5 separate regions of the Homo sapiens genome follow, and regions 1, 3, 4 and 5 are each linked to region 2. A link is a contact called in ENCODE Hi-C or POLR2A ChIA-PET data. All regions are on one chromosome and are shown on one strand. The core of a region is the stretch at or near the end of the contact, and the rest is flanking DNA. Distances in the headings are between cores, read along the strand shown.

Evidence for each region. Hi-C counts contacts between places; a loop is a spot of excess contacts on that map. ChIA-PET counts read pairs that join two places held with the same protein, here RNA polymerase II (POLR2A). Pooled maps may share reads with other maps.
Region 1: a loop to region 2 is called in a map of gastrocnemius medialis, with 8 times the contacts of the local background. The contact joins the promoter of CCDC9 here to the promoter of CARD8-AS1 in region 2. A Hi-C loop is called at or near these places in 1 of 168 maps with a recorded cell type or tissue (gastrocnemius medialis) and 4 of 50 pooled maps. POLR2A ChIA-PET finds 5 or more read pairs at or near these places in 1 of 52 experiments (naive thymus-derived CD4-positive, alpha-beta T cell).
Region 3: a map of B cell shows a loop between it and region 2 (21-fold over the local background). The contact joins the promoter of NAPA here to the promoter of CARD8-AS1 in region 2. A Hi-C loop is called at or near these places in 2 of 168 maps with a recorded cell type or tissue (B cell and naive thymus-derived CD4-positive, alpha-beta T cell), 3 of 37 single-sample maps with no recorded cell type and 9 of 50 pooled maps.
Region 4: a pooled map shows a loop between it and region 2 (5-fold over the local background). The contact joins the promoter of PPP1R15A here to the promoter of CARD8-AS1 in region 2. A Hi-C loop is called at or near these places in 6 of 37 single-sample maps with no recorded cell type and 9 of 50 pooled maps. POLR2A ChIA-PET finds 5 or more read pairs at or near these places in 4 of 52 experiments (HEK293T, activated B cell, activated CD4-positive, alpha-beta T cell and 1 more).
Region 5: a loop to region 2 is called in a map with no recorded cell type, with 10 times the contacts of the local background. The contact joins the promoter of BICRA-AS2 here to the promoter of CARD8-AS1 in region 2. A Hi-C loop is called at or near these places in 4 of 37 single-sample maps with no recorded cell type and 11 of 50 pooled maps. POLR2A ChIA-PET finds 5 or more read pairs at or near these places in 2 of 52 experiments (OCI-LY7 and activated CD4-positive, alpha-beta T cell).

The regions. Positions count from the first base shown.
Region 1 is chr19:47,254,561-47,258,497 of GRCh38, reverse strand. It overlaps CCDC9 (coiled-coil domain containing 9), which reads right to left and starts at 1,973. Exons shown (of 12, transcript NM_015603.3): 1 at 1,889-1,973; 2 at 95-168. The coding sequence starts at 97. RefSeq lists silencers at 1,175-1,224, 1,265-1,504, 1,715-1,824 and an enhancer at 1,715-2,624.
Region 2 is chr19:48,253,438-48,257,172 of GRCh38, reverse strand. CARD8-AS1 (CARD8 antisense RNA 1) reads right to left here and starts at 1,498. Exons shown (of 2, transcript NR_040599.1): 1 at 1,379-1,498; 2 at 1-822. It overlaps CARD8 (caspase recruitment domain family member 8), which reads left to right and starts at 1,261. Exons shown (of 14, transcript NM_001184900.3): 1 at 1,261-1,381. RefSeq lists an enhancer at 1,153-1,392.
Region 3 is chr19:47,513,495-47,517,131 of GRCh38, reverse strand. It overlaps NAPA (NSF attachment protein alpha), which reads left to right and starts at 2,069. Exons shown (of 11, transcript NM_003827.4): 1 at 2,069-2,289. The coding sequence starts at 2,192. RefSeq lists an enhancer at 1,421-1,690 and a silencer at 1,781-2,120.
Region 4 is chr19:48,871,142-48,874,837 of GRCh38, reverse strand. PPP1R15A (protein phosphatase 1 regulatory subunit 15A) reads right to left here and starts at 2,417. Exons shown (of 3, transcript NM_014330.5): 1 at 2,187-2,417; 2 at 1-1,613. The coding sequence starts at 1,604. RefSeq lists cis regulatory regions at 1-470, 850-1,350, 1,510-2,010, 2,197-2,770 and enhancers at 1,130-1,179, 1,024-1,634, 1,560-1,649, 2,310-2,419, 2,530-2,589 and 3 more.
Region 5 is chr19:47,606,962-47,610,948 of GRCh38, reverse strand. BICRA-AS2 (BICRA antisense RNA 2) reads left to right here and starts at 2,320. Exons shown (of 1, transcript NR_186352.1): 1 at 2,320-3,076. BICRA (BRD4 interacting chromatin remodeling complex associated protein) reads right to left here and starts at 1,815. Exons shown (of 15, transcript NM_001394372.1): 1 at 1,781-1,815. RefSeq lists silencers at 1,631-1,700, 1,771-1,820, 1,881-1,930, 2,041-2,420, 2,481-2,560 and 4 more.

The sequences.
Region 1 (3,937 bases), core at 724-3,223, 1.0 Mb after region 2:
CCCCAGGGTCTGAGAGTCTGCCCCTATGGATCCCATCCTCCCAAGCCCCCTTCCCCAAAACTCAGATTCTAGAGACCCCATTTTTCAGCCTCACCATTTCGCTGGCTGCGTGGAGCCAAGGTCCCAGCAAACCTCCCCTGCAGAATCTAGACGCAGCACTGAGGGTTCCTGGGGACAGAGGGAAAAAAAGGACAAAGGCCAATGGCCCCCCAACCTACTTCACCCTCTAACATACTGCGGGATCCTCACAGCCATACACAAAAAACCCTGTACCCCAAGAGAATTGTAGCCCTCACTCTCCCTCCTTTCAACTGCCACCTCCATCTTCTCCATAGAAATTCAGACTCAGCCCTTTCATGATCTTTGTGGACTCACCCAGTTCCCATGTAAACGATCTAGTCAAACCCACCTTGGGGATGTTCTGGCCCCCACCCACTGCTTAAGTATCCAACACTGCTCTCCTCCAAAGGCTGATTCTAGGCCAGCCGCCACACCCTGTGGTATGAGTGTTAGCCCGGGTTCCCTATCTCAAGAGAGTTCCAACTACAACCCCTCCAACCAGCCTGCAAAAGAAAGTTCCAGACCCACCTCCCTGTGCTCATCCTGGTGCCTCTCATATCCAGGCGAATATTCTAGCTCCACCAGGTAAGGTTCAGAAACATTCCCAATCCCACGCTCAAAGAAAGTCCGAACCCCACTCTTATTGGCTGCCCAAGCTCTCAGAGAACATTCCAAGCCCGCGCCTTCCTCAGGGACGTCCTAGTCCCGTCTCCAGCGCCCTACGGAAGGTCGACAGCCTCCCGCCTCCCCCGAAAGGATTCTGTACACAGGCCCAGAACTCACTGGCGAGGCTTCCTGGAACTGGCGTTTTGCCCCACTGAATACTCCACCCGCCCCAACAAGGACAAAACTACCCAGGCCCGCCCCAGATTTTCTGTGCAAAGCTCCAGCCTCAATCCGGCTGGGAATGCCAGGGCCACGTCCCCGACATCCTGGAAACCGCTCTGGCCCCGCCCACGGCTCGGGAAAAAACTTTCTGGCCCCGCCTTTCCCGCCAGACTTCTGGCCCCGCCCCCACCCATGGGCCATTAATGTGGCCCCGCTCCCGACTTTCCCAGCCACGCTCTTTCCCCGCCTCCTGGCTCGCAGGCAACAGCCTACACCCGCCCCTACCATCTCTTATTATTATTCCAGCCCCGCCCCCGGCCTGCCCAGTCAACCCTCTGGCCCCGCCTCCGATTGGCCTGGCCAACCTCCTGGACACGCCCCCTGACTCCCTCCCACACCTCGTTGCGTCAGCATCTGGCCCCGCCCATGGCTTCCCCAGGGTTCTGGCTCAACTCCCCGCTTCCCCGCCTCCCGGCCAACGCTCTGGCCGCGCCCGTGGCTCAGACGAAACTTTCTGGCTCCACCCCCAGCATTCCCCGCCAGCACCCTGGCCCCGCCCCCTGGCTCCCCCACTACATTGTGGCCCCGCCCCCGCCATTGCGTCAGCCTCTGGGTCCGCCCCCAACGTCCCGGCCAAGAATCTGGACCCACTTCCAGTAAGGCAAAACTTTCTGGCCCCGCCCACAGAGCTTCCGCCCGGCGTCCGAGCCCCGCCACACAGCTGAACAAGCAACACTATGGCCCCGCCCACAGTCCAGCCACAACTTTTAGGTCCCGCCCACAGCCGCCGGCCCAGGCTCTGGCCACGCCCCGCCCCGACCCTGCCCACCCACCCAACGGCCCGCCCCGCCAGCGCCCCTCCAGCTTCCCATGTGGGCGTCCTGTCCCCGCCCCCCGCAGAGAACTCCGACCCCGCCCGGGCCTGTTCGCACTCCCCGCCACGTGGGGCTTCAGGCCCCGCCTTCTCTGGGCGCGCTCCCGGCCCCCTCCCCCAGGTCACCTGTCCCGGAGACCCCGCGGCGTCCGCGACTCCGGCTCCGTCGGCCTCTGCGACCGCAGCTCCCGGGCCAGGCGCGTCACTTCCTGCCTGCACCACGTGAGGAAGGGAAATAAAGAGGGTCACTTCCGGTCCTGTGGGACCGTTTCCGGGAGCCTTAAAGGGGCCGCGCCTCCGCGATGGATGCGGGAGCGGGGCCGACTGGCCCCCCGGGTGTTCCGCAAGCTCATCCAACTTCCTTCTGCCTGAATTACCAACTTCCAGGAAAAGGAGACACCGTCCTCACTCCCTGGCCTCTACCTCTTTCTTCAAGCTGTTTCCGCCTCCAGCCCCTCATTCCTGGTTTCTATCAGTAGATGCCAAGCACTGGGCACTGACGCCTGGAAGCCTGGCGTGGTTCGAGCCCCCTCGTGCCAATGAAACCTTAGAGTTCGCTTTAGAAGCTTCAGATGTTCTACCGGCCGTGGGCGGTGGCTCACACTTGTAATCCCAGCACCTTGGGAGGCCGAGGCGGGCGGATCACCTGAGGTCAGAAGTTCGAGATCAGTCTGGCCAACATTGTGAAATCCCGTCTCTACAAAAAAAATTAGCCGGTTGTGGTGGCGCGCGCCTGTAATCCCAGCAACTCGGGAGGCTGAAGCAGGAGAATCGCTTGAACCGGGGAGGCAGAGGTTGCAGTGAGCCGAGATCATGCCACCGCACTGCAGCCTAGACGACAGAGCAGACCCCTTCTCGAAAATAAAATAAAATGCTGGGCGCAGTGGCTCACGCTTGTAATCCCAGCACTTTGGGAGGCCGAGGAGGGCGGATCACTTGAGGCCAGGAATTCGAGACCATCCTTGCCAACATGGTGAAACCCCGTCTCTACTAAAAATACAAAAAAAATCAGCCCGGCGTGGTGGCGGGCGCCTGTAGTCCGAGCTACTCCGGAGACTGAGCCAGGAGAATGGCGTGAACCCCGGGGGCGGAGCTTGCAGTGAGCCGAGATCGCTCCACTGCACTCTAGCCTGGGCGACACAGGGAGACTCCGTCTCAAAAAATATACATATACAAAAATTAGCCAGGCATGGTGGCGGGCGCCTGTAATCCCAGCTACTTGGGAGGCTGAGGCAGGAGCATCGCTTGAACCCGGGAGGCAGAGGTTGCAGTAAGCCGAGATTGCACCACTGCACTGCAGCCTGGGCGACAGAACGAGAGACTCCGTCTCAAAATAAAATAGGCCGGGCGCCGTGGCTCACGCCTGTAATCCCAGCACTTTGGGAGTCCGAGGCGGGTGGATCACCCGAGGTCAGGAGTTTGAGACCAGCCTGACCAACGTGGTGAAACCCTGTCTCTACTAAAAAATACAAAAATTAGCCAGGCATGGTGGCGGGCACCTGTAACACCTGTAATCCCAGCTACAGGCTGAAGCAGGAGAATCGCTTAAACCCGGGAGGCAGAGGTTGCAGTGAGCTGAGATCGTGCCATTGCACTCCAGCCTGGGCGACAGAGCAAGACTACGTCTCAAAAAAATAAATAACTGGCCAGGCGCAGTGGCTCATGCCTGTAATCCCAGCACTTTGGGAGGCCGAGGCAGGTGGATCACAAGGTCAGGAGTTCGAGACCAGCCTGGCTAACATGGTGAAACCCCGTCTTTACTAAAAATACAAAATTTAGCCAAGCATGGTGGCAGATGCCTGTAATCCCAGCTACTTGGGAGGCTGAGATAGAGAATTGCTTGAACCCGGGAGGCAGAGGTTGCAGTGAGGCAAGATCGTGCCACTGCACTCCAGCCTGGGCGACAAAGTGAGACTCCGTATCGAAAATAAATAAGTAAATGAAATCATAAAATATAAAATAAGGCCGGGCGCGGTGGCTCACGCCTGTAATCCCAGCACTTTGGGAGGCCGAGGCGGGCGGATCACGAGGTCAGGAGATCGAGACCATCCCGGCTAAAACGGTGAAACCCCGTCTCTACTAAAAATACAAAAAATTAGCCGGGCGTAGTGGCGGGCGCCTGTAGTCCCAGCTACTTGGGAGGCTGAGGCAGGAGAATGGCGTGAACCCGGGAGG
Region 2 (3,735 bases), core at 249-2,748:
TATACATTTATTGTATTATATATAATATACAACTGTATATGTAATTGTAATATAATAATTATATACATAATAGTATATGTAATACAAGTATCCAACCAGGAAATTGATGTCAACGTATCTTACCATTACCTAATGTGCAGACCTTATTTGAATTTTGTCAATATTTCTCTTAACGTCCTCTTTCTTCTCCAAGATCGAATCGAGGATCTCACATTGCACTCAGTTGTTATGTCCTTAGATTCCTCCAGGCTGTGACCGTTTCTTATTCTTCCCTTGTCTTTTGTGATTGTGACACTTTTGCTGAGCATGGCCAATTATTTTACAGAATGTTTATCAATTTGGATTTCTTTGATGTTTTCTCACGATTAGGCTGAGGTCATGCATGTTTGTCTTCTGTGTTCAGTCAATATGCCCCATCCTTTTTCAAATATTTCTTCATGTTCTGGCGTCAGAATTTGTTCCAATGTTATCTTATATATTCCTGCCCCAGCCCTCGAAGTAACCATTTCTCCACAGATACTTCAAAATAGTATTTAGAAACCAAGGCCGGGCACAGTGGCTCACGCCTGTAATCCCAGCACTTTGGGAGGCCGAGGCGGGCTGATCTCGAGGTCAAGAGACGGAGACCATCCTGACCAACATGGTGAAACTCCGTCTTTACTAAAAATACAAAAAATTAGCCGAGCGTGGTGGCATGCACCTATAATTCCAGCTACTCGGGAGGCTGAGGCAAGAGAATCGCTTGAACCTGGGAGGCAGAGGTTGCAGTGAGCCGAGATTGCTCCATTACACTCCAGCCTGGGTGACAGACGGAGACTTCATCTCAAAAAAAAAAAAAAGTAATATTGATTAAAAATCAAATTGCATGAGAATGCATAGCAGGATACCAAGCAAATACAACTTTTAAATATTACAGAAAATGATATTTAAAATACAAACCAAATACATAAATCATGCAGGCGGATTAAGACGTTTCTGGATAGTGGTAACAGCTGAGAGTGGCTGGATGAATTCCAGAGAAATTTCATATATTGCTTCAATTTTATTTAAAATATACTATTACCTATGTCTTAGATATTTTATTTTAAATAATGAACAAGGATATTATAAACTCTGCAGAAGTAAGTGTAATCGTGTTTTTTTCCTGCCCACATTAAAGATGGCCCAGATGCTTGCACTGACCCCATTGACTGCCCACAGCCATCATGGCGACCGGAAGTCCTGAGAGCTTACTTCCCTCAGTTCTCAGAAAGCCCACCTCCTCTGCGAGCGTTATTTCAAAAGAAGTTGAGAACCAGAGAAACCGACCTAAGGGGATTCTCCCATTTGGCCCGTCCTACCCTAAAGTCACCACCTGCTGCTTTTCTGGAGCGCTTACCAGGTGAGTTTCAGGAGCCCTAGTGTACAGGAAGGAGAAACGGAGGCTTGTTGGTAGGACACCGCCAGGCTGCTCTGTGTTCTGTTCCTCTTAGTCAGCAAGGAAGGAGTACGACAAAGTGAGAAGTTCATATGAGCGTGTCAGAAGGGGAAATAGGGCCCCTCCCTTGTTAAAAACAAAACCCTCTGGAAGCTCGGCATCCTGTCATAACTTAAATTTATGACTTCAGTGACTTGGCTTGGACAGTCTTAATAATCTCTCTCACACTCAATTTGTTTTAATTTCTGTAATAATAATTTTTATACCAATGTTTATGTTGTTAATACTAATAATTTTACACTGTAACTGTATAACTTTAATTATTAGAAGTGTTAACCTAACTAACAAACATATGAAAGCTTCCTAAGGGAAACAATTTTTTTTTCTTTTTGAGATGGAGTCTCGCTCTGTGGCTAGGCTGGAGTACAGTGGCATGATCTTGGCTCACTGCAACCTCTGCCTCCCAGGTTCAAGCGATTCTCGTGCCTCAGTCTCCCAAGTAGCTGGGACTACAGGCGTGCACCACCACATCCAGCTAATTTTTTATTTTTTAGTAGAGACGGGGTTTCACCATGTTGGCCAGGATGGTCTCCGTCTCTTGACCTCGAGATCAGCCCGCCTTGGCCTCCCAAAGTGTTGGGATTACAGGCGTGAGCCACTGCGCCCAGCCGGAAACAATGTTTATTTGGGAATAGAGCATTGCAATTGGGAATAGACATGCCGTATTAAACTATGTGTATATTCAGGGAGATAAAGGAAGACAGAAATGGGGAGGATTGCATATTGTTTTAACAGAATTTTCCTTGGCTACAAAGATCAGTAACAAGGGTGACATTAGTCCTAGGTTGGACCAGCAGTTGCTGGGCAGCATTCCTTGCAGAAATATATATTTTTTTAAGGTTGTGAAGACCTTTATGTAAGGTTGTGGGTTTTGTAGAGTCTTTTTCATCTTCAGGCATGCAAGGATAAGAGCCCTCTCTTCATGGCCTTCCTGGCTCTATTTGTCAGGGTTATCTTAACATAAGTGACTCCATTTTGTTCTGACAACTTTCAGATTTCCCCTTGTGATCAAGAAGTTTCTCTGAAAGCACTCTCCTGCCTCAGCCTCCCGAGTAGCTGCGACTACAGGTGCCCACCACCACACCCAGCTAATTGTTTTTGTGTTTTTAGTAGAGACGGGGTTTCACTATGTTGGCCAGGCTGGTCTCGAACCCCTGACTTGTGATCTGCCCACTTCGGCCTCCCAAAGTGCTGGGATTACAGGGATGAGCCACCGCACCAGGCCTGCATTTCTTTTTTCAAAGAATTACTGTGGCATTTTTTCCAATGTCATTGTGTTCTGTGGTTCTTATCTAGTCTTCACATTTATTTACATAATGAACTTTCAATGATGGATTTCTACAGAATTTTTGTCACTAAGTGGTTGCCTAGAAGTATATATCCTAAGATTGAACATATTGAAATATGAGCTAACTTTTCTCATTCAATTATTGATTACTTAGTTAGTTTATTTATTATTTGGGGGATGGGATCTTGCAATGCTGCCCAGACCAGACTCAAACTCCTGGGCTCAAACTCCTACCTCAGCCTCCCAAGTAGGTGGGATTACAGGCATGTACTACTTCACCTGGCTCAATTATTTATTATTTATAACTCATTGTACATATATTCAGATAACTTAATCTGTGCATTAAACTCTTCCACTTTGTTGATAGTCATTTCTGTGTTTGCTATGTGGCTACATATGTATGCTATGTGTTTCCTCTATGCTTGAGATAGGATGATGGGGATTCTTCAATGGCTGTGTGAGTTGTTATTCTAGGGCACTTAAGTCAAGAATATGAATTGCTTTGGTCAATTTTTTATATCTTTACTGATACTCTGTTATTCTGTTAATTGCTGAAAGACTATTGAACAGATTTCCCACAAGAGTGGAGGATTATTCTATATCTGTTTATCATTCTACCCGTGTATACTATATACATATTGAAAGTGTGAATATGTATACACAAAATTAAAATTGTTATTCTTATTGAAGTGATCTACTTTATACTTAGTAATGCTGTTTAGGTAAAATATATTTTGTCTAATATTATTGGAGGTGCACCTGCTCCCCATTGATTACATTTTTACACAGATAGTCATCTTGCATTCTTTTATTGGAATCTTAATATAACTTCTTTGGGTTTATCCCCTGTAAGATGGAGGGAAATGCTCTTGAAGCCTAATTTGTCTGACATTCATATTGTTGCTCCAGATTCTTTTTAATAACCATGTATATGGTATATCACTGCCACTGTCATATGAGGGGTGGGGAA
Region 3 (3,637 bases), core at 820-3,319, 740 kb after region 2:
GTGCAGTGAGGCAATCTCCGCTCACTGCAACCTCCACCTCCAGGGTACAAGTGATCCTCCTGCCTCAGCCTCCCAAGTAGCTGTGATTACAGGCATGCACCACCTCACCGGGCTAAGTTTTTTGTATTTTCAGTAGCGACGGGGTTTCCCCATGTTGGACAGGCTGGTCTCAAACTCCTGGCCTCAAGTGATCCTCCTGCCTTGGCCTCCCAAAGTACCAGGACTACAGATGTGACACACTGCACCCACCAACAGTGTTGAGGAGTACTGGGCAAGTATTTTGGAGGATGTGGCTCAACTGGAATTTGTCTAGTGTTTTTTTCATGATTAGATTGAAAGATCCCAGAAGTAAAGAGCCATTTTAATCACATGACTTATCAATGTTGAGGTTAACCTCAATCACCTAGATGTCAATGTCAGGTTTCTCCACTGTAAATTTAGGCTTTTTCTCCCCTTTCTTGTACCCTCTTCTTTGAAAGGAAGTCACTATGCACAGTCCATACTTACAGAATGGGGAGGTATCCTTCACCTTCTTGAGAGCAGAGTATCTACGCAGATTATTTGGAATTCTTCTGCACAAACTATTTGTCTATTCTCCCCCCTTTATTTATTTGTTCTATATTCATCTATATGACCATAGGCTCATGGATACTTTATGTTTGGGATTATAATCCAATACTACTTTATTTTGATGCTCAAATTGTTCCAGCTTTGGCCATTGGGAGTTCTTTCAGTTGGCTCCTTTGGCATACCCCCTAATTTTGTGTGTGAGCACACGTGTGGAATACTTCCTTCCTTTCTGGCACTACAAAGTTATACTGAGGTGAGCTATGATTGTGCTGCTGCACTCCAGCCTGGGCGACAGACCGAGACCCTGTCTCCAAAACCAACAACCCAAAGAGTGAGACCCTGTCTCAGAAACCAGCAACTCAATTTTCTGGGACAGCAGGAGGTGTGTTTGAGCCTAAACTTTTTTTTTTAGAGACAGAGTCTTGCTATGTTGCCCAAGGCGGGACTTGAACTAGACTCAAACTCCTGGGCCCAAGCGATCCTCTCGCCTCCCGAGTAGCTGGGATTATAGGCACGAGACACCGCGCCCATCTTCGAATCTGAATTTTTTTTTAACACGCTCTCTTCAGCTATTTTTTTTTTTTTTCTGAGACTAAGTCTCACTCTGTCGCCCAGGCTGGAGTGCAGTGGCACGATCTCGGCCCGTTGCAACCTCCACCTCCCCGGTTCAAGCGATTCTCCTCTCTCAGCCTCCTCAGTAGCTGGGATTACAGGAGTGTGCCACCACACCCGGTTAATATTTGTATTTTAGTAGAGCGGGGTTTCGCCATGTTGGCCGGGCTGGTCTCAAACTCATGACCTCAAGTGATCCGCCCGCCTCGGCCTCCCAAAGTGCTGGGATTACAGGCGTAAGCCACCGTGCCCGGCCCTCTTCAGCTATTTTTTATGAAACCAGAGTTAGAGAACCTCTTAAGTTTTTGTTTGCAGTCTCTCTTCACCGGTCTCCCCAAAGCAGTTCTAGTACTGGCCGACAGAGGGAGCAAGAAAAAGCAGAACGGTTTCCTTTTCCCACAAACGCCTTTCCAAGTGAAGAAACCGGCGAGACCAGCCGCGGGGGCGGGACTAAGTTCTGCGCAGAACTGTCAAACCCGGGCGTGGGCCCCGAGCTGTCACGTGAGTGTCTGCGGTCAGCTGACTGTGCCAGAGTTCCGCGGGGAGGGCGAGTGGGGGACCCCCCGCCCCAGCGCGAGCCGAGGGCTCCTGCTGATTGGTGGAGGAGGATCCAGCAGCAACACCGTGGGGCGGGGCCTCGGCGGGGGGTACTGCCATTGCCTTCCACAGGGTCACGTGGGAGGTGAGGTACAGAGCGCTGGGGAGAGAGTGGAGCGCCGTTCGCCGGTATGTGCGCATGCGTTGAGGTCTCTTGACGCCGATTGGGGGGTCACGAGTCACGGGCGGCGTGCGGCGGCTGGTGGGGGCGTGTCCGGCGGAGCGGGCGCGGCGTTACGAGGCCGCTGGTTGGCCAGCGCTAGTCACGTGGTTCCTGGCCGCAAGCGACGCGCGCCGGTGCGACGTCAACGCAGCCGGGCGAGTTTTACCGATCTGTGTTCCGCGGCCCGGCCGCGGCTGAGTCTTCCCAGGGTCAGGGTCAGGCGCTTTGCTGAGTCCCTTTGTGGCCGCCATGGACAATTCCGGGAAGGAAGCGGAGGCGATGGCGCTGTTGGCCGAGGCGGAGCGCAAAGTGAAGAACTCGCAGTCCTTCTTCTCTGGCCTCTTTGGGTGAGAACCGGGCTGAGGGGTCGGCCGGGACCTAGGCTGAGAGGACGAAGGAGTCACGCTCGGAGGTGGCGGGTTAGGGCACGCAGAGCTCGGGCCGAGGGGACGGAGAGGAACCTGCAATAAGGTGACATGGCCTGAGGCGGCAGAGGGGACGCAGGCTGAGGGCCAAGAGCCTGGGCCGGGGCAACACGGTTTGAGGAGAGACGGTCTGACATGGCGGAAGGGATTTGGGCTGAGGACACACGGACCGAGGCGACACTATCTTGAGGCGAGGAAGGGGACCCAGGCCGAAGACAGGCCAGCGGGCGGGGGAGAACCTGGACCGAGGGAGTACGTCCTGAAGCCTTGGAGGGGACCGGCCTGGGGGGACGGAGGGAGTCCGGGAGAGAAGCCAGGTCCAGAGGCTTTTCGGAGCTCTAGGGGAGTCTGTTTGAAGGCTCTCAGGCGGCAGTGATGGGGCCTGGGGCTGAGGACGCCTGCCCGAGGGACTGACCTTTTCAACCCCTGGAGCAGTGGATTTGCGTGGGCCCTGGGCGGTGAGGGTGAAGGCTGAAGGGGGCTGACACCAGGCAGAGGGGCTCAGGGCTAGATGATCCTAGGAGCGGTGAGCCGCGTCTGAAGTGTGGGGGGTGCATGGGGTGAGTACGGCCCTGGTTAGCAGTGACTAGTTTAAGGACAGCTGAACGGAGGAACCCGGGATGATGGAGTCAAGACTGTGGAGGTCTCAGCACTTTGGGAGGCCGAGGTGGGCAGATTATCTGAGGCGGGGAGTTCGAGACCAGCCTGGACAACATGGTGAAACCCCGTCTCTACTAAAAATACAAAAGTTATCTGGGCCTGGTGGCGGGTACCTGTAATCCCAGCTACTCGGGAGGCTGGGGCAGGAGAATCACTTGAACCCGGAGGTAGAGGTTGCAGTGAGCCGAGATCGAGCCACTGCACTACAGCCTGGGGGACAGAGCGAGACTCTGTCTCAAAAAAAAAAAAAAAAAAAAAGAAAGAAAGAAAGAAAAAAGCCTGAGGAGGCCTGGGTTGAGGCTGGAGACTCCTGGGTGGGGGAATGCGTGGTGGTGGCTTGGCCAAGGAGATGGAGGGATAACAGGGAGAGACAGGGGGACTGAGAGAACCAAAACGGGGGATCAAATTCCTGCTGTGTGATCCTCGAGTAATAGGGATGACAGAGACATGCTGAGAAGAGGGATGGGAAAAGGCCTGGGAGACAGAACTAACACATATGACGTGGCATAAAACTCACGTTAGCTCCTAAAAGCTGACACGACCATCCTGTGATAAATTGTAGTGGCTTAGAAGTGCCAAGAGCCCAAGTAGCTCTGCCACTTACTTCATG
Region 4 (3,696 bases), core at 1,168-3,667, 620 kb before region 2:
AGCCGCCTTTGCAGTCGGAGGGGCAGCCTAGGAGGAGCCCAGGGAGGCGGTGGCTTCTCTCCAGGTACATAGATGGCCACTCGGAAGGGGCAGGGCTCAGCTTCTCCCCAGTCCTCAGCAGCTTCCTCTTCCTCTGTCTCTTTTCCAGGTCGATATCCCCAGCCCCTGAAGTGGGCCCTCTGGTCCGGGTGGGAGGGATGTGGGTCTGACTCAGCTTCTCCCAAGGCTGCTTCTGAATCATCTTCCTTATCCTCACTATCCACATCCTCATCTTCCTCCTCCTCCGTGTCCTCTCCTGGCCGATACACCCAGGCCTTCAAGAAAGCACTTGCAGGGGGTGTGGAAGCAGAAGTCTCAGCTTCTCTTTCATCCTCGGCTGATCCTGTATCACTGTCCTCATCTTCCTCCTCCTCTGTGTCCTCTCCTGGCTGATAGACCCAGGACTTCAAGAAGACACCTGTAGCAGGAGTGGAAGAGGAAGCCTCAGCTTCTCCCTCTTCCTCATCTGATCCAGAGTCACTGTCCTCATCTTCTTCCTCATCTTCCTCTTCCTCTGTGTCCTCTCCTGGCCAATACACCCAGGCCTTCAGGAAGGCACTTGGTGGGGGGATGCAGGGAGGACACTCAGCTTCTCCATCCTTCTCAGCTGCCCCCAAAGCCTTGACCTCACCCTCCTCTTCATCACTGGGTTGGCACCACCAGGACTTGAGCTGGGGCCTCTGGGCTGGGGCTGAGGATTGCGGCCCTGGGGCAGCTTCTCCTTTCCCAGTTTCTTTGTGTGCCTTTTCCTCCTTCTCCTCGGACGCCTCTCCTGAACGATACTCCCAGGACCTGGGGTCGGAGCCTGAAGATCGGGGGGACACGGAGGTCTTCCTGGCTCCTTTACTTCTTTCTGTTCTTTTATCCTCCGTGGCTTGATTCTCTTCCTCCCCTGGGCAAGACACCCAAGTGCTGGGCTTGGATCCTGGAGACAAGGCAGAAGTAGAGGTTCTGTGAGCTTCTTTCTTTACAGCTTCTTCATCGTCCTCCTCCTCCACGGCTGGACAACACTCCCGGTGTGATGGTGGATAAGAGAACTTGTTAACTCCCTCCTCTTCAGCAACTCCCTCTTCCTCGGCTTTCTCCTCCCCTGGGTTCTTATCAGAACCTTGCAGTGTCCTTATCAGAAGGCTGGGAGACAGGGGAGCACGCTGGCCATCTGCAAATTGACTTCCCTGCCCTCTAGGGACACTGGTTGCCTCTCGCTCACCATACATGCCATCATCATCATCCAAAAGTCCCCAGGCTTCAGGAAGGGAACTGCTGGTTTTCAGCCCCAGTGTTTCTCTGTCCTCTCCAGGGCCTCCACTGTCTTCAGCCTCCTCTTCAGGGCGTCTGCCCCAAGGGGTATGGGGGATTGCCAGAGGAGTCCTAGCTTCTCCCTCCAGGCCAGCTTCTACCAGAGCTGCTCCTTTTACTGCTTCCACCAGCCAGGGCTCTAGAGGTCCCAGGCCCCTCAGGCGGCTCCAGGCGCGGCTGAGGAGGCCCATCACTGGGGACAGGAGGAAGAAAGGGTGGGCATCCCTCCACGGGGTAGCCTGATGGGGTGCTTGGCCTGGGGCCATGTGTCTGGGCTGGAAAAGGGGGAGAAAAAAATAAAGTTTAGGGGCCATTTAGAGGATGGCATCCGGGCGTGACTATGAGTCATAGCAACGGAAATAGTAACACAACTATTGTAAATAGCAACGCGAGAGTCCCAAATTCCTTTCTGATCTCGGCCACGCCCATCTCTGTCCCTTGGCTCTGTTCTTATCTCTCAATAGCCAGGAGTCTGAGCCCCTAGTTCTGCCTTAGATCCAAGGGTCCAAGCCCCCAGCCCTCTCTTTCTTCAGACGCAGAACTCCCAGTCCCAAGAACCAAGAACAAAAGTCTTTACTTGCTTCCCTTGGCGACAAAGTCATAGTCCCTAGCTCTCTCATTCTGCTGAAGATTGACAAATCAAACCCTCACACCCTCCTCCCTCGCAGACTGAAACATTCTGACCCGACCCCCTACTTGGCAGATGATTCCTTCACGGGGGACCCAAGAATCTGGCTTCCAGATCCCTCCTCCCTCAGGCTCAGGACTCCAGGCTCCCAACCCCTTCTCCTTTCTAAATCCGGGCCCCCAGCCCCGTGGGGACCCAGGCGTTCCGACCCCTTACTCACCGGCTGGGAGCTGCGCGTCACCCCGGGGGCAGGAGCGCCGGTTCGGTCTGCCAGAAGCGATCACAGGTCCGGACGGTTAGGGAGGCCAGCGCGTTCATCTCACCCTCAGGCGTCGGGCTCCGAGTAACTCAGAGTATCTCCGGCTGCCTCAAGTGCCGTGGCGACAAGCGGGCGCGGGGTCGTGCAGCGTCTTGCATAAGATCAACAACTGGGATGGGAACCGATAAGAGCAACGAACACAATGGCCACTAGGCTTTTATAGCCTACCGCGCCCGGCGTGCTGACGTCACGAAGAGAGGCGGGGTTTCGAGACCGCAACCCGAAGGGTGGGAAGTGGAAGTAAGACAGGACTTCTCGCGGAGATTCCAGCTTTTGCAACGTCACGGCGGAGTTTCCGAGCGTGACCACGCCCCTCCAACAAACGAACTGTCAATCAAATGCGTGGCCCTGCTTCAACAGCGAGCCAGTTCTCTCTCAGCTCAGGGTCAATGCCTTCCCACCCCAATTTATTTATTTATTTAGTTAGTTATTTTGAGGCGGAGTTTTGCTCTTGTTGCTCAGGCTGGAATGCAAAGGGGCGATCTCGGCTCACCGCAACCTCCGCCTTCGGGGTTCAAGCGATTCTCCTGCCTCAGCATCCCGAGTATCTGGGATTGCAGGCATGTGCCGCCACGCCCGGCTAATTTTGTATTTGTTTAGTAGAGACGTAGTTTCTCCATGTTGGTCAGGCTGGTCTGGAACTCCCGACGTCAGGGGATCCTCCCGCCTTGGCCTCCCAAAGTGCTGGGATTGCAGGCATGTGCCGCCACGCCCGGCTAATTTTGTATTTGTTTAGTAGAGACGTAGTTTCTCCATGTTGGTCAGGCTGGTCTGGAACTCCCGACGTCAGGGGATCCTCCCGCCTTGGCCTCCCAAAGTGCTGGGATTACAGGCGTGAGTCACCGCGCCCGGCCTATTTATTTATTTATTTATTCATTATTTATTTTTCTGAGACGGGATTTCACCATGTTTGCTAGGCTGGTCTCGAACTCCTGACCTCAGGTGTTCTGCCTGCCTTGGCCTCCCAAAGTGCTGGGATTGCAGGCGTGAGCCACCACTCCAGGCCTATTTATTTATTTGTTATTTTTTATTTTTTTATTTTTTTTTGAGATGGAGTCTCGCTCTGTCACCGAGGCTGGAGTGCAATGGCGTGATCTCGGCTCACTGCAACCTCCATCTTCCGGGTTCAAGCGATTCTCCCTCTTCAGCCTCCGAGTAGCTGGGATTACAGGCACGCACTACCACACTCAGCTAATTTTTTGTATTTTTAGTAGAGACAGTGTTTCGCCATGTTGCCCAGGCTGTTCTCGAACTCCTGAGCTCAGGCAGTCTGCCTGCCTCGGCTTCCCAAAGTGTTAGGATTATAGGCGTGAGCTACTGCACCCAGCCTATTTATTTTTTGAGTAGGCGTCTCACTCTGTCGCCCAGGCTGGAGTTCAGTGGCGCCATCTCGGTTCACTGCAACCTCCAC
Region 5 (3,987 bases), core at 1,071-3,570, 650 kb after region 2:
TAATATTTCCATCTTGAGCGGGGAGCTATGAGGGAAGGCAAGGGAGGTCAACATGTCCCAAAAGTCCTACCAGTGCATGGGAAGGGGGTGCTTCCTGAGTTGTCTTCCCATTTTCTCATGACCCAGGGCAGGTCAGAGTTGACAATACCCCCCACACCCACCCCAGGTGCTGGGAGAGGTTAAAAGCACAGAGAGCTTATCATGAATCTCAGGCCTTGATGCCTTGGATGTTTCTAGTTTCCCTTTCAAGTGCCCTCCGTAAAGAGGTGTAAGAGAAAGGCACCCCTAGATCTGTATTATACTATGGGGTGGGTAGGTAGGTGTGTGTGTGGGGGGGGGGTGACAAAAGGGGACGATGGTCAGGACATGGGCCTGGGCACAGACTGCAGCCCACCAGGATGGGGACACCAGAGAGCTAGGACCTGTCACCTGGGCCTCCCCGGGAGAGCTGACACCGCGGCCTCTGACCCCACCTCCCGGGAAGTTCAGCTGCTCAGAACCACAAAGCAAAACAAAGGGGCGCGGAGAGGAAGAAGCCGCAGTGCCTCCCAATCACCGCCGGCGCCCGAGCCCGAGCCTAGCTCTCCCGCGGCTCCTTGCCCGGTCCTCCCGGCTGGCCGCGCACCAAGGCCCAAGCAGCCCCTGGTCCCTCGTCTCCCCGCGGCCGCCCGTGACAGGAGTCGGGGAAGCAGACGAGGGGCAGCCAGGGATGGGAAAACCAGATGGCTCCATCCCTCCTCCCTCCTCCTCCATCCCTCCCTCCGGGTGCCCGCGGCCTGGCTGCCCTCCGCAGGGGCCCGGGGAGGCCGCAGGCCCAGCTCGTCCGGGCTCACCCCGGGGAAAGGGCTGCCTTTGTCTAAAGGTCACCACCCGAGCGCGGTGCCCCGGCCGGGCCTGGTGCCTCCCGTTCCCAGGCCGAGGGGTAGGAGATGGGGGGCCGCCCCGAACCTCGGGAAGTGACAGGAGGCGCTCACCCCCCCCACCCCCGTAACGGCCCCCTCCGGGATGAGCCTCAGCTGGGGGTGGGGGAGGGGGTCACCTCCCTCTATTGCCGGGGGCTGGGGGTCAAGTCAACTCCTTTCATTGTTTAGGGGCGGTGCGAAGGGGGGAGCCCCGGTGGCCTCCTTCCCCATCCATCCCTCCCCAGCTTTCCAGGGCCCCCCACTGTCCGCGACACCCACGGGAGGGATTTGGGGAGGGGGCGCAGGGGCCGAGCGAGGCGGGGAGATGCAGGCTCTCCGCCTCCGGCCGGGAGATCACCGCCCGCTGCCCGGTGGCCTTCGCCTTCCCCGAAAGGCGGGGAGCGGGGCGAGGGGAGGGGGCCGGGACGGGGAGGGGGTCTCCGCGCCCCTCCCCCCGTGGAACGTTAGGTCTCCTCTCTCCGCCGCTCCATTGTATCCCCGGCAGCCGGCGGGAGGGCCGGGGAGGCACTGGGCGCCGGGTCTGGGCAGGGAAGCCGGTTGGGGGGGGGTCCCCATAGGATCGGGGCGGCGGCGGTGGTGGAAGAGACGCGGGGCTGGGGGTGCCGGTGGCGGTGGGCGCCGAGCAGGAAAAAAAAAAAAAAAAAAAAAAGGAGGCAGCGGGCGCTGCGCCCCGGCTGGGGGGCTGAGTGTGAGAGTGTCGCGGGGGTGGGTTCGGCCCCGGCTCCGGCTCCCCCCACACACACCCTCGCCGCCAACCCCCACTCCCCCCTCGCTTTTGCGCCCTGTCACAGCCCCGACTCGCAGGTAGAGAGAGTTAAGAGATTTAAAGAGAAATTGCTACATTGTGAGAAACTCACCCTGATGTTTGAGCAGCCGTCGGCGCGGGGTCTCCGAGACGGCCCCGCACGGGCTGCAAAGGGAGGACCCAGAAGGGGCCGGCCGGCCGGGCCGGTCAGCGCACTGCCTGATCGCATGGCGGCCGCTCGGCAGCCGCTGCCGGGCCCCCGCCGCCGCCCCGCGCCCAGGCCCGCGCGCCCCGGGCCCGCGCCCGTTCCGGGGAGCGCCCCTCGGGTATGCAAAAAAAAAAAAAATTTTTTTTAATTAAATGCAAACGGAAAAAAAAAAAAAAAAACCTCTCAGGTTTTGTGTTCCGCCCCCCACCCCCTTCCTCCTCCTCCTCCTCCTCCTCTTCCCTCCGCCCTCGCCGGAGGAGGGGCTTCAGGAATCCCCGCCCCGCGTCCGGGCGGACCAGCCCCGGCCCCGCCAGGCCGAGCGGCGGGACCCGGAGCCAATGGGAGGCTGCGGACGTCCGGGGACTGGGCCCTCCGCGCCGGCGCCGCCCCCGCCCCCAGCCCCAGTCCCGGGGGTTCAGGGGCGCGCCTGCTCGAGCTCGGGTGTAGTTTGTCGACTGCCTCGAGCCCTGATCCGGATGCTGGGGCGCGGGGGAGCTGAAGGGATCCGCGCTCCCAGACCGCCGGTCCGGCTGGGGAGGGGGCGCCGTGCGTCCTGGGCGCGTCCCCTGAGGCGGAGGACGGTCGTCCGGCGGGAGGACGCGTCCAGGGGGAGCGCCGCAGGTCCGAAAAGATAGCGGGAGTCGAGGATGAAGGAAATGGAGGGGATGGAGGGGAGTTCCCCCCGGAGGTGGGACCGCGCCGGAGCCCAGAGTTGGAGCCTGACAGGGTGGAAGGCGGCGGGGACTTCGGGGTGACAGGCCGGGACCCCAGGCGTGGCTCGATCACTCACCCTAGCTGGTCTCCGTCGAGCCACGGCGGCGCCGGGGAGGCGGGTCGGGCCTGCCTCGGAGCCTGTCCCCGGCCGCTCTGGCCGCGCTGATGGGATTCCCAGAAGCCCCAGGACGCCGCGGTGGTGTCGGGTCCGTTTCCGCCCCACCAGGCCGTAAACGCCCTGCTGGCGGGACACGGATTCACGCGTTGCCCTTAGCGAGCGCTTGGTGAGCGCCCACTGTGTGCGCTGCGCAGTGCTGGGGGCCCAGTGGGGACACAGAGCCCCCGGACCTGCCCTCCCGATGCTTGCAGCCCAGGGAGATTTATACTTTGTTTTAGTCCCTTCTGCCTCCCCAGTGCCCTAGAAAAGCTCGTGCACACAGTAGGTGAATGCGGGTTGAATAAATGAGTAATCGAGACAGATTGTGATTTTGTTGTTGTTGTGTTATATTTTGTTTTGTTTTGAGACGGAGTTTCGCTCTTTCGCCCAGGCTGGAGTGCAGTGGCACGATCTAGGCTCACCGCAACCTCCGTCCCCTGGGTTCAAGCTATTCTCGGCCTCCCAAAGTGCCCGGCCTCTGTTTTTTTAAGCCTTAACATGTGTTCTAGTATCTTGGCGGTACTACCCATAATATTTACTTCAACGTATTTTTTTTTTTTATAATTTATCGGCCAGGCGCAGTGGCTCACACCTGTAATCCCAACACTTTGGGAGGCCGAGGAGGGTAGATCACCTGAGGTCAGGAGTTCGAGACCAGCCTGGCCAACATGGTGAAACCCCTTCTCTACTAATAATACAAAACTTAGCTGGGTGTGGTGGTGCACGCCTGTAATCCCAGCTGCTTGGGAGGCTGAGGCAGGAGAATCGCTTGAATCCGGAAGGCAGAGGTTGCAGTGAGCCGAGATCACACCATTGCACTCCAGCCTGGGCGACAAGAGGGAAACTCTGTCTCAAAAATAGTAATAATAATAATAATTTATCCAGCCTGGGCAACATAGCGAGACCCTGTCCAAACAAAAATTAGCCCAGCATGGTGGTGTGTGCTTGTACTCCCAGCTACTTGGGAGGCTGAGGCAGGAGGATCGCTTGAGTCCAGGAAGTCGAGGTTGTAGTTCCCCATAGTCATGCCACTGCACTCCAGTCTGGGAGACAGCAAGACCCTGTCTCAAAAAAAAAAAGAAGAAGAAGAAATTAATTTTGAGAGACCACAGAGGGTAAGGGCCCTGACTGAAACCAGTCAGCCCCTGGTTCATATCCTGCCTTTGCCACTTTCTTGCTGTGTGACAGTGGACAAATTACCTCACCTCTGTGTGTCCTCATCTTTAACATGCTGATAATA